2 separate regions of the Homo sapiens genome follow, and region 1 is linked to region 2. Evidence: chromatin contacts called from ENCODE POLR2A ChIA-PET data. All regions are on one chromosome and are shown on one strand. Each heading gives the region's core, a stretch centred on a gene start or an enhancer-like site at or near the end of the contact. The rest is flanking DNA. Distances are from core to core; before and after follow the strand shown. Region 1 overlaps LRCH3 (leucine rich repeats and calponin homology domain containing 3). Region 2 has its middle 25 kb from the start of UBXN7.

Region 1 (5,644 bases), core at 1,888-4,387, 1.4 Mb after region 2:
CCTGTACTCCCAGCTACTCAGGAGGCTGGGGTGGGAGGATCACTTGAGCCTGGGAGGTTGAGGCTACAGTGAGCCATGGCTGCACCACTGCACTCCAGCCTGGGCAACAGAGTGAGACCCCATCTCTAAAAATAAATTGTACAACATCTAACTTCAATGCCCAATCTTATAGAACAAAAGTAAAATGTCTTTATGTAAGACCCCATTATATTTACAGTTCCCAACAGACCCACCAACTCTTATATACCCTTATATAACTTGTTTAGAATTTAGCCATGTGCATTTTTAAACTGTGTTTGTCAACATTAAGCCTCAGTACAGTCTCCAAATTATATGCCACCAGAAATGAAATTCAGCAAAGGACAGGATTGTTTTTAACATACGCAAGCCAGCCTGGCCAACATGGTGAAACCTTGTCTCTACTAAAAATACAAAAATTAGCTGGGCGTGGTGGTGGGCACCTGTAATCCCAGCTACTTGGGTGGCTGAGGCACAAGAATCGCTTCAACCTGGAAGCCGAAGGTTGCAGTGGGCTGAGATTGTGCCACTGCACTCCAGCCTGGGCAACAGAGCGAGACTCTGTCTCAAAAAAAAAAAAAAAAAAAAACCCACCAAACCAAAAATATACTATGCAAGGAATAATTCTAGAAGACATTACATAATGCAATACTTGCAACATTTGCAACTAATTTTCCCATAGGGATAAATGGAAATTTCAACTTATTTCAAATTTTGCACATATTATGAAACCTTATTAATGTATTTTTATCAAACTAAATCAGATTTGTATTTGAATTGTTAGGAAAAACCATGTGCAGTTTTGGCTGATAATTGAAGGAAAAATATCAAATGCTTTGAATTTTTTTTCTCTTTTTTCAAACCCTCTGCAGAGGTAGGAAGGTATGAATTTCTTTTTTATGTCAAGATGCAAAAACAAATCATGATGCTTTTGTTGGGAGAATTTTTGTATTCAGTATTTTGTATGTACCTTTTTTTTTTTAAATTGGAAAGCACAATTCGGTTTAACATTTAGCTTTGCTTGACTCCAGTGTAAGATGAAGATGACCTTGTCACAGCTCCCCTGACCTGAAGCAGAGCCCTTCCCATCACTGACAGTGTTGGGGGTTGAGAGCCCCCCAGCAGAGCCCTTCCCATCACTGACAGTGTGTCGGCAGCTGAGAGCTCCCCCAGCAGAGCCCTTCCCATCACTGAACAGTGTTGGCGGCTGAGAGCCCCCCAGCAGAGCCCTTCCCATCACTGACAGTGTTGGGGGCTGAGAGCCCCCCAGCAGAGCCCTTCCCATCACTGAACAGTGTTGGCGGCTGAGAGCCCCCCAGCAGAGCCCTTCCCATCACTGACAGTGTTGGGGGCTGAGAGCCCCCCTAGCAGAGCCCTTCCCATCACTGACAGTGTCTGGGGCTGAGAGCCCCCCCTAGCAGAGCCCTTCCCATCACTGACAGTGTTGGGGGCTGAGAGCCCCCCAGCAGAGCCCTTCCCATCACTGACAGTGTCTGGGGCTGAGAGCCCCCCAGCAGAGCCCTTCCCATCACTGACAGTGTCTGGGGCTGAGAGCCCCCCCTAGCAGAGCCCTTCCCATCACTGACAGTGTCGGGTTGAGAGCCACCCCCAGCAGAGCCCTTGCCACGTACAGAGATTTTCTGTCAGCAGTTTCCCAGTATTTCAGACTCATAATCTGTGTTTAGCACTCCAGTGTTCTCTTGTAATAGCCAGGTCTGGAAACGACCCATGGAAAGAGGGGCCTTTGTATTCTGCTAGAACACAGAGCATAGTAGTAGATCACTTTTCTGAAGAGCTTTTTAAAATACAGCTAATCAAGGAGTTTGCGATTTCTCTTACTTTCTACAGCTCAGCAGTGACTAATGATGTGTGACTATGCGAATGAGTTTGATGAATTCGTAAAAACTAAGCGCTTAAATGGTTATAGAAATGAAAACATGGATATTTAGAAGCCTTTCTATATACACAGTGCAGTTGAGATGGTTTACAGCAAATTTCGTTTTATTTCTGAAAATGTTGTAAACATGTAATTAGTGAAAGATTTTGTAAAACATTGTCCTGTATTTTTGTCTGTAAATATATTGCATAAGTTCTAAGTATAAATATGTCAGTATCATGTATGTTATTTTAAATTGCCTGTACGCCACTTTACACATTGACATTCAAATAAAAGCCAACACTTCAGTGGCGTGTAATAAAAGCTGATTGGAGCGTGTTCATACCTGAGGTGTGGTTCCCTTGGCAAAGGTGAATCAAGGAAAGAGCATCTCATTTCCAGAGGGAATGTCAGTGGAAATGGGGGCTTCGGGACAAACTTTTGAGATCAAATTCATTTTTTAAGGAAGTACAGATATCAAGACTGAGCTTTATTTGGAGTTAGATAGAAGGCTTAATTCATGAAATGTATGTGACACATTAGGACAACTTTGCTCTTGGAAACCTTTAGCATCCCAAGGCATTGTTTTGACTCATCAAGGCAAGCATGATCTGGTGGGTGCATTTTTTTTCTAGGAGAAGAGGGAGAGTGACAGCTTTCCTATTTGCCAGGCACAAGTTAGATATTTTCACACACCTGATTTCTTTTCATCTTAACACTCCATAAAGTGGGGATTGGTGGCTCTAGTGTTTCACTTGTCAAAAATATCTCCAAACTAGCCTTCCAGAGAACCTGTGTCCCCATCTTTATAGTTTGTAAAGTTGTATATCCTAACATCCTATTTCTAGCTTGTATTTATAATTTGTATCCCTGTTTCCTAGAAAAGTTGCTGAAGCAGCTTACAACTGGATATGTATTCCATGCCATTTTCACCTGAATAAAAACACCAAAGTGACGATAAATCTAAAAGGCAGGCAGGAACCAACATTTATTAAAACTTTGCTGTGTATATATTATGCTGGACAGCTAATAACATCATATTGTAATTCCTACTGAATACTTTTGCTCATAAGAGTTTTTTCACTACAGACAAATTGGGTAAAATCAAAATCTGACATTACAGGAATTACTCAAGTTTCAATGCGTCACTGTAGCTAAGCCAGTGAACTCCTTTGTTCTGCTGAGAAAGAGCAAGAAGAATGAATCTTCACAGGACTACTAGAAACTTCTTCCCAGCAAGGTATGAGGAAGCCCTAAGTCAATGGTGTAATCCTAAATCAGGGTTTGAAAACCCACCTAACAGGCAGAGTGAAATTAACAGGCAAAGTGAAATCAGGCTTCCCTGGGAAAGTCTCAATAGGAAACAACCTGTAGATGAGTCATCTTTGAGGTACCAGGTGTTTCTTAACTCTCTCCAAGTCCTTCCCACCTCCAGAATACCAGCAGAAAACACAAAAGAGAACTTGGTCACTTCTTCTTGCCTCTCCTCTTATCCTTGCCTTTACCTTTGCCTTTTGAATCCTTGCTATCAACTTTGTCTTTAGGCATCTTGAAACCACCAATTTCTCTCCGTATCATAGTGCCTCGCCACCAGGCCTGGAGCTGGAAGAGAAAAGGGGAGTGAGTACGACGTATGCTATGCCTGACAAGCTGCATTCTTTCCACATAAAGGGACTGTTGAATAAAGTAACTTCTGTCTGACAAACAGTCTCTCTCCAGGACATGGAAGTAGCCAGGCACGTAATCACTTCAGCGATGCTCTCCTGTCGTGCAGGACCCGGAGCTTAAGCCATGGACTCAAGAGTGAAGTTCTCAAGTAAAAATAAAGAAAAGGAATCTGATTTGACCTATTTTTTCTTCACCCGTAGAAATCTGACTTCCTTATACTGCTTTCCTTGAGGAAAGTCCAGGTTCCCCATACTTAACAGCTATTTGAACCAAAAAGAATGTTAGTTACCTGGGCCAAGGGCAAAAGCACTCGGCCAAAAATGCACAGATAATGCCAGGTGCGGTGGCTCATGCCTGTAGTCCCAGCACTTTGGGAGGCTGAGGTGGGCAGATCACTTTGAGCTCAAGGGTTTGAGACCAGCCTGGGCAACATGGCAAGACCCTGTCTCTACAAAAATACAAAAAAGAAAAAAAATTAGTCAGGCCTGGTGGCTTGTGCCTATAGTCCCAGCTGTTTGGGAGGCTGAGGCAGGAGGATCTCTTGAGCCCGGGAAGCAGAGGTTGCAGTGAGCAGAGATTGCGCCACTGCACTCCAGCCTGAGTGACAAAGTGAGATGCTGTCTCAAAAAAAAAAAAAAGAAAAGCACAGATAAGTCTAGATGACTTTCATAGGCTTGCTTGTGCATTTCATATCTTTAGTGATTGCTTAAAAGATCAGTTGTCCTAGTACTTTTAAAAAAGATTTAGTTAGCTTTCTTGAATATCTTGGTTTTAGATAACAGTTGTTCTCAATACGGTCTCTACTGCTTTAAAGTCAGACTAAACCCTAAAGACTGGAAGCAAATCCACTAGTGAAAAGAAAGCAAACGTGCTCTTCAGCTCGTTCTTAACATGTTTGTTGTAAATTCAGGAATACTGACAAGTTTTATGGGGAAACACCATTGAAACTTGATAAATACTTGCTACTTACACATCTGACTCCTTATGGGAAGCCCAACTTTGGGTCTGGATACCTGGTCCAGAATGTGGTATAAAACTTAACTATTTTAGATCACCCTAATATACAACCCAAACTACAGTGTACCCACTAGGGCCTCGACCTTCAGAGAGAAGGGCCAGCTCCAGACAGGTGCCGTCCAGCTTTCAGTTTTTGCTTGCGAGTATTTCACGTGATCTGTGACCTGCCAGTTTCATCATCACTGAGACACACAAGTTCACATAAAACTAAAATATCTCTATTTTTTTCTAACTTGCTGCTTATCCTTCCCACCTAAGCAGCTTGTATCAGAACCCAGCAGATAGTCTGGGCTGATGTATAAGCAGGATTTTAAGAAGTAGAAGGATATTAAAAAGAATCATTCTGTCAAGAGCTGGTTTTGGTTAGACATAGTAATCTGATATTTCGTCTCTTGGCCTAGGTTTTGCTTCCGCTGCTAACCACCTCTTTTTCCCCAGATGAAGAGCTGGGGGCACGTCCTTTTCTATGTTAACTGTCTCCCTGCACCATGGACTGTTGGCAAATTCTAATAATAACAAAAGTCCATGCTTCTTCTCAGATCTGCAGTTCCTTGATATACTGAGATGTGTTTGATAATGAATTGGAAATGCTTTTGTGTTCCTCAGTGTTAAGCCAGCTGTGGCGAGATACTGATTATGGTTCTTTACCTTTATAACGCTCTTTAATTCCAAGAGATCCTGTTTTACCTTCTTCTTGCTCCTCTCCTTTTCTATACGATCTTCAATGATGACCTGTTCATACTCTCTTATCTGCAAAGATAGACATTCATCATTTATTATAGTACTCTCTTGGCTAAGCTGTAGCCCAGCCAGCCCTGCACTTTTAATATAAAATTTCAAAATAAAACATGCTCAATCTAAAGATAAACCAAAGAAAAAAATGTAATAGATTCCTAGATGGTAAATATTCACATATTAACTTTATAATTGTTCCCAAAACTTTTTCAGTTTTAATAATTCAAATTTAAATTCTATCTTTTATAAAAAATGAAATATGAATTAATGTGTGATCAATGATCTCAAAATAATATGGATTGTTTTTTAAACTTTGGGAGAATGTACATA
Region 2 (5,351 bases), core at 1,742-4,241:
CAGAATTTGAATCCATGTCTATCTGATTCTAGGATCCTGTCCTTGCCATCTCATTGTACAATACCTACAGGCATTTTAAAAGTGTAACTTGAATGTTCCAGTTCTTATCAGCCTAGGGGTGCAAATAAGGTCACATCAGCACTTACCCACAATTTTGCTGGCAGGTCACCCCTCATTTGCTCACACAGAACCTCAGCTTCCTTCAAAATGCCTCCCCAAAAGATTCTTGTAGCTATCCAAGAACGAGTTTCCTTTATTAAGTACTGCCGCGCTCTCATCTCCTTGGCAAGGAGAACTGACACGAACATGATATTCTTGCTGCTTGCTGTGCCATGAGTAATAAAGTCCTTTTTCTCATACCAGGAATTTGATGTCTTCTGCCAACACTCATGAAGCAGTAATAGGCTAACTTATTAGCTTGTGAGTAGGGTAAAATCATCCCAGCCCTGACACATGGCACAGGCTTGAGGTCAGGTGCTATGTGGTGGCAACCACAAGAAGCTGTTGAGAGTCCAGTGACAACTGGGTACTATAGGCCGGGCCCAGTGGCTCCCGCCTGTAATCCCAGCACTTTGGGAGGCTGAGGCAGGAGGACTGCTTGAGCCCAGGAGTTTGAGATCACCCTGAGCAATATAGGGAGATTTTTTTTTTTTTTTTTGAGACAGAGTCTCACTCTGTTGCCCAGGCTGGAGTGCAGTAGCGTGATCTCGGCTCACTACAACCTCTGCCTCCCAGGCTTAAGTGATTCTCCCACTTCCACCTCCTGAGTAGCTGGGATTACAGGCTCTTGCTGCCACACCCGGCTAATTTTTTTGTATTTTAGTAAAGATGGGGTTTCATCATGTTGCCCAGGGTGGTTTTGAACTGAGCTCAGCCAATCCACCTGCCTTGGCCTCCCAAAGTGCTGGGATTACAGGCAAGAGCCACCGCGCCCGACCAATATAGGGAGATCTTGTCTCTACCATTTTTTTTTTTTTTAATTAGCTGGGCATGGTAGTGCATGGCTGTGGTCTCAGCCACTTAGGAGGCTGAGGTGGGAGGATCATTTGACCCAGGAGTTTGAGGTTGCAGTCAGACGAGATCACGTCACGGCACTCCAGCCTGGGCAACAGAGGGATACCTTTTCTCTAAAAAAACTAGAAGAAAGAACTGGTTGCTGTAGCAGTGGCTGCCATAAGAAAAAGGTAAACCAGAGGAATCGAAAGAAGTGTCTCTACTGTCTCTCTCTGCAAATCTCATTAGCCACTGTCCTGCTTACTCTCAATGAAGACTAGGAAAGCTAGTGCTGTCAAGCAAGAACTCCTTTGACGGCTGGGCGCGGTGGCTCACGCCTGTAATCCCAGCACTTTGGGAGGCCGAGGCAGGCAGATCACCTGAGGTCAGGAGTTTTGAGACCAGACTGGCCAACATGGAGAAACCCCATCTCTACTAAAAATACAAAAATTAGCTGGGCATGGTGGCACATACCTGTAGTCCCAGCTACTTGGGAGGCTGAGGCAGGAGAATCACTTGAACCCGGGAGGAAGAGGTTGCAGTGAGCCGAGATCGTGCCGCTGCACTCCAGCTTGGGTGACAGAGTGAGACTCCATCTCAAAAAAAAAAAAAAAAAAAAAAAAAAAGAACTGCATTTTCTGGTATGAAATCACTGATATGAGCTGACTTACTTTCTTTTTTTTTTTTTTTTTGAGACAGAGTTTCACTCTTGTTGCCCAGGCTGGGGTGGAGTGCAATGGTGTGATCTTGGCTCACTGCAACCTCCACCTCCCGGGTTCAAGTGATTCTCCTGCCTCAGCCTCCCAAGTAGCTGGGATCACAGGCAGGTGCCTCCACACTTGGCTAATTTTGTATTTTTAGTAGAGATGGGGTTTCTCCCTGTTGGTCAGGCTGGTCTTGAACTCCCAACCTCAGGTGATCCGCCCACCTGGGCCTCCCAAAGTGCTGGGATTACAGGCGAGAGCCACTGCACCCGGCCATGAGCTGACTTTCAAAATATGAGGCTGTCAATGACTGTTGGTTTTCAGGGGTGTATTCAATGAACCAAGTTGTCCCTGACTGATGTGATAGATTTATAAACTGTTCTAGTGGTTACTTGTTGGCACAGCTATAGAACAATCTATCTTTTCCTAGGAGTGTGGGAACTCTGATTTGCATTTGGAAATGTTTCTGTAACTCATTATATAGAAAGGGTCAATCTTCCTAATATACAAAGACCACCTAAGGTTGGGGGCAGTGGCCCACCCTCACAATCCCAGCACTTTGGGAGGCCAACGTGGTAGGACTGCTTGAGGCAAGGAGTTGGAGAAGAGTCTGGGCAACATAGTGAGACCCTGTCTCTACCACCCACCCTGCCAAAAAAAAAATTCAGCCAGTTATTGTTGCTCACTCATGTAGTCCCAGCTAATAGGGAGGCTGATGTAGAAGGATCGCTTGAGCCCAGGGGATCAAGGCTGTAGCGAGCTATGATCACGCCACTGCACTCCAGCCTGGGAAACAGCAACATCCTGTTAAAAAAAAAAAAAAAAAAAAAAAGCCCCTAGAAATTGAGAAGAAAACGACCAACAAACCAATAGAAAAATAGGAAAATAACTCAAATAATTACAAATGGCTCAGAACACTGGGGGACAAAAACCTAACCTCAACCCCATTCATAATAAATGTTTTCTCTTTTTTTTTTTTTTTTTTTTTTGAAACAGAGGTTTTGGTCTGTTGCCCAGGCTGGAATGCAGTGGTACAATCTCAGCTCACTGCAACCTCTGCCTCCCGGGTTCAAGCGATTCTCCTGCCTCAGCCTCCCGAATAGCTAGGATTACAGGTGTGCACCACCATACCCAGCTAATGTATTTTTAGTAGAGACAGGGTTTCTCCATGTTGGCCAGGCTGGCCTCGAACTCCTGACCTCAGGTGATCTGCCTGCCTCAGCCTCCCAAAGTGCTGCAATTACAGCCGTGAGCCACCGGGCCTGGCCACGAATGATTTTTTAAAGCCAAAGAAAAGAGCAGTGGTTAGTTCAGAACCTTTTTGGTTGCCTTAGAAACTTAGGGTTTTTGCTATTACATAACATTAAAATTGCCACTTCCTCCTCTAAAGACCTAAGTCTGAGATAATTAGCCCTCATCTTTTTTTCAGACTGTGACCTATTCTTCTCAGCCCCAAAGGAAAATTTGTTTTTAAGATCATGCTTTAAAAAGTACTACTGGTTTGCGCCCAATGCTTGGCAAGTAAAAAACAAATAAAAAGTACTATTAGTTTAAAAAGTTAAAGTCTTCTAAAATCAAACTAGCTAAATTCATGTATTTTTAGCTTTATCCAAATAAAAGATTTAAAATGTTTTCTAAGCATTTGCCAGTAGAAGGAATCAATTCATTTTTTTTTTGTTTATAAGATGCTTTTCCAGAAGTTATTCTTGAGATTCTGAGATTTTTAAGCACCGTTTTCAAGTCAATAAACTGATAATAGTGTTGTACAAATTACAGCACCTCGAGCTCTTTGTGGGTGGAAAGGTTCTCTCACATGTTAAAACCAAGTTGATTTAATATCATGTCAGTGCCTCTTGCTAGGATTGTTACACAACTCCCCTCTCTTGATTTGTTGTAATGTAGGTTTACTCTGGAGAGTTACTTCATTATGATCTATTTTTAATTAATTCCAATGCCCTCCTTTTTTTTTTTTTTTTTTTTTTTGAGATGGAGTCTTGCTGTGTCGCCCAGACTGGAGTGCAATGGTGTGATCTCGGTTCACTGCAACCTCCACCTCCCAGGTTCAGGCGATTCTCCTGCCTCAGCCTCCCAAGTAGCTGGGACTACAGGCACCTGCCATCATGCCTGGCTAATTTTTGTATTTTTAGTAGAGACGGGGTTTCACCATGTTGGCCAGGATGGTCTCGATCTCTTGACCTCATGATCTGCCCACCTCGGCCTCCCAAAGTGCTGGGATTACAGGCGTGAGACACTGTGCCTGGCAAATGCCCTCCTTTTAATAGACAGATCAGGCTGGGCACAGTGGCTCACGCCTGTAATCCCAGCAGTTTGGGAAGCTGAGGTGGGTGGATCACCTGAGGTAAGGAGTTCAAGACCAGCCTGGCCAATATGATGAAATCCCATGTTTACTAAAAATACAAAAATTAGCCAGGCGTGGTGGCACGCGCCTGTAATCCCAGCTACTCTGGAGGCTGAGGCAGGAGAATCGCTTGAACCTAGGAGGCAGAGGTTACAGTGAGCCGAGATTGTACCGCTGCACTCCAGCCTGGGAAAAAAAAAAAGATCAAATCTTATCCTGGTGTTCTATTATTTCTGGATTGTATCCTTCTAGGAGCTCTGGGAATTTAGTGATGATGTCTGATGGCTTAATTTCCTATGGAGGAAATTTCAAAGAGGGTTCACCTGGTAGGTGAGGAATTGTGGGATTTGTAGGGCTTGTAGGGGCATAGGAAAATGGGACAATGGTAGCTTTAGGTGACCACCCGTTTGTGTATGGGGATGGCAGACACAATCTTATTCTCTGAATCATCAGCTCTGGACATAATCAGAACAACAACAACAACAAAAACTAAAGAATTGGAAGTGCTTTCTGCAGGTACTTAAAGGTTCTCTAGGTGGCCGGGCACGGTGGCTCATGCTGGTAATCCCAGCACTTTGGGAGGCCGAGGCGGGTGGATCACTTGAGGTCAGGAGTTCGAGACCAGCCTGGCCAACATGGTGGAACCCCGTCTCTACTAAAAATACAAAAATTAGCTGGGCATGGTGGTGAGCGCCTGTAGTTCCAGCTACTCAGGAGGCTGAGGCAGGAGAGTCACTTGAACCTGGGAGGCAGAGGTTGCAGTGAGCCGAGATCATGCCACTGCACTCCAGCCTGGGTGACAAAGCAAGACTCCATCTCAAAAACATAAAATAAATGAAAATAAAGGTTCTCCAGTTTTCTCCTATAGATCCTTCATGAGGCTTAACTTCTCCTGGGAATTTGTGGATAAGCATCATTTTTCCACACATACTAACACCCATCTTGTCTAGATAGGAGCGTTATAGGTTTTTGCCTTAGACGTTTCAAGACACCTTAGTCCAGAATCTATTAAAGGAAAACATCTCTGGTGTGTTTTCTTTCCCCCTCTTGTCTTGCAGCGTCAAGCCTGCCATTCTAAACTCTGCTGATATAAAAACCATTTGCCCAGACTCCTTTGCCAGTTGGCTTCTTGTAAAGTTCTATCAATAAGCGGTTCTAGGAAGGAGGAAAGGAAAAGGGGGCTACTTTTTTTTTTTTTTTTTTTTTGAGACGGAGTCCTGTTGCATCACCCAGGCTGGAGTGCAGTGGCATGGTCTCGGCTCACTGTGACCTCCGTCTCCCAGGTTCAAGCGATT

What was found. ChIA-PET counts read pairs that join two places held with the same protein, here RNA polymerase II (POLR2A).
Region 1: POLR2A ChIA-PET joins it to region 2 with 10 read pairs in WTC11. The contact joins two enhancer-like sites. POLR2A ChIA-PET finds 5 or more read pairs at or near these places in 2 of 52 experiments (PC-9 and WTC11).

The regions. Positions count from the first base shown.
Region 1 is chr3:197,886,219-197,891,862 of GRCh38, forward strand. LRCH3 (leucine rich repeats and calponin homology domain containing 3) reads left to right here. Exons shown (of 21, transcript NM_001365715.1): 21 at 1-2,218. It overlaps DRC9 (dynein regulatory complex subunit 9), which reads right to left. Exons shown (of 12, transcript NM_032263.5): 11 at 5,228-5,329; 12 at 2,859-3,496. The coding sequence ends at 3,362. Among named protein-coding and RNA genes, the nearest start is that of RPL35A, 61 kb to the right of the region's middle. Within about 2 kb of position 3,138, at least 3 of the 41 ENCODE cell types and tissues checked have a DNase peak (open chromatin) inside an H3K27ac peak, as active enhancers do.
Region 2 is chr3:196,454,725-196,460,075 of GRCh38, forward strand. No RefSeq gene overlaps it. Among named protein-coding and RNA genes, the nearest start is that of UBXN7, 25 kb to the left of the region's middle. Within about 2 kb of position 2,992, at least 3 of the 41 ENCODE cell types and tissues checked have a DNase peak (open chromatin) inside an H3K27ac peak, as active enhancers do.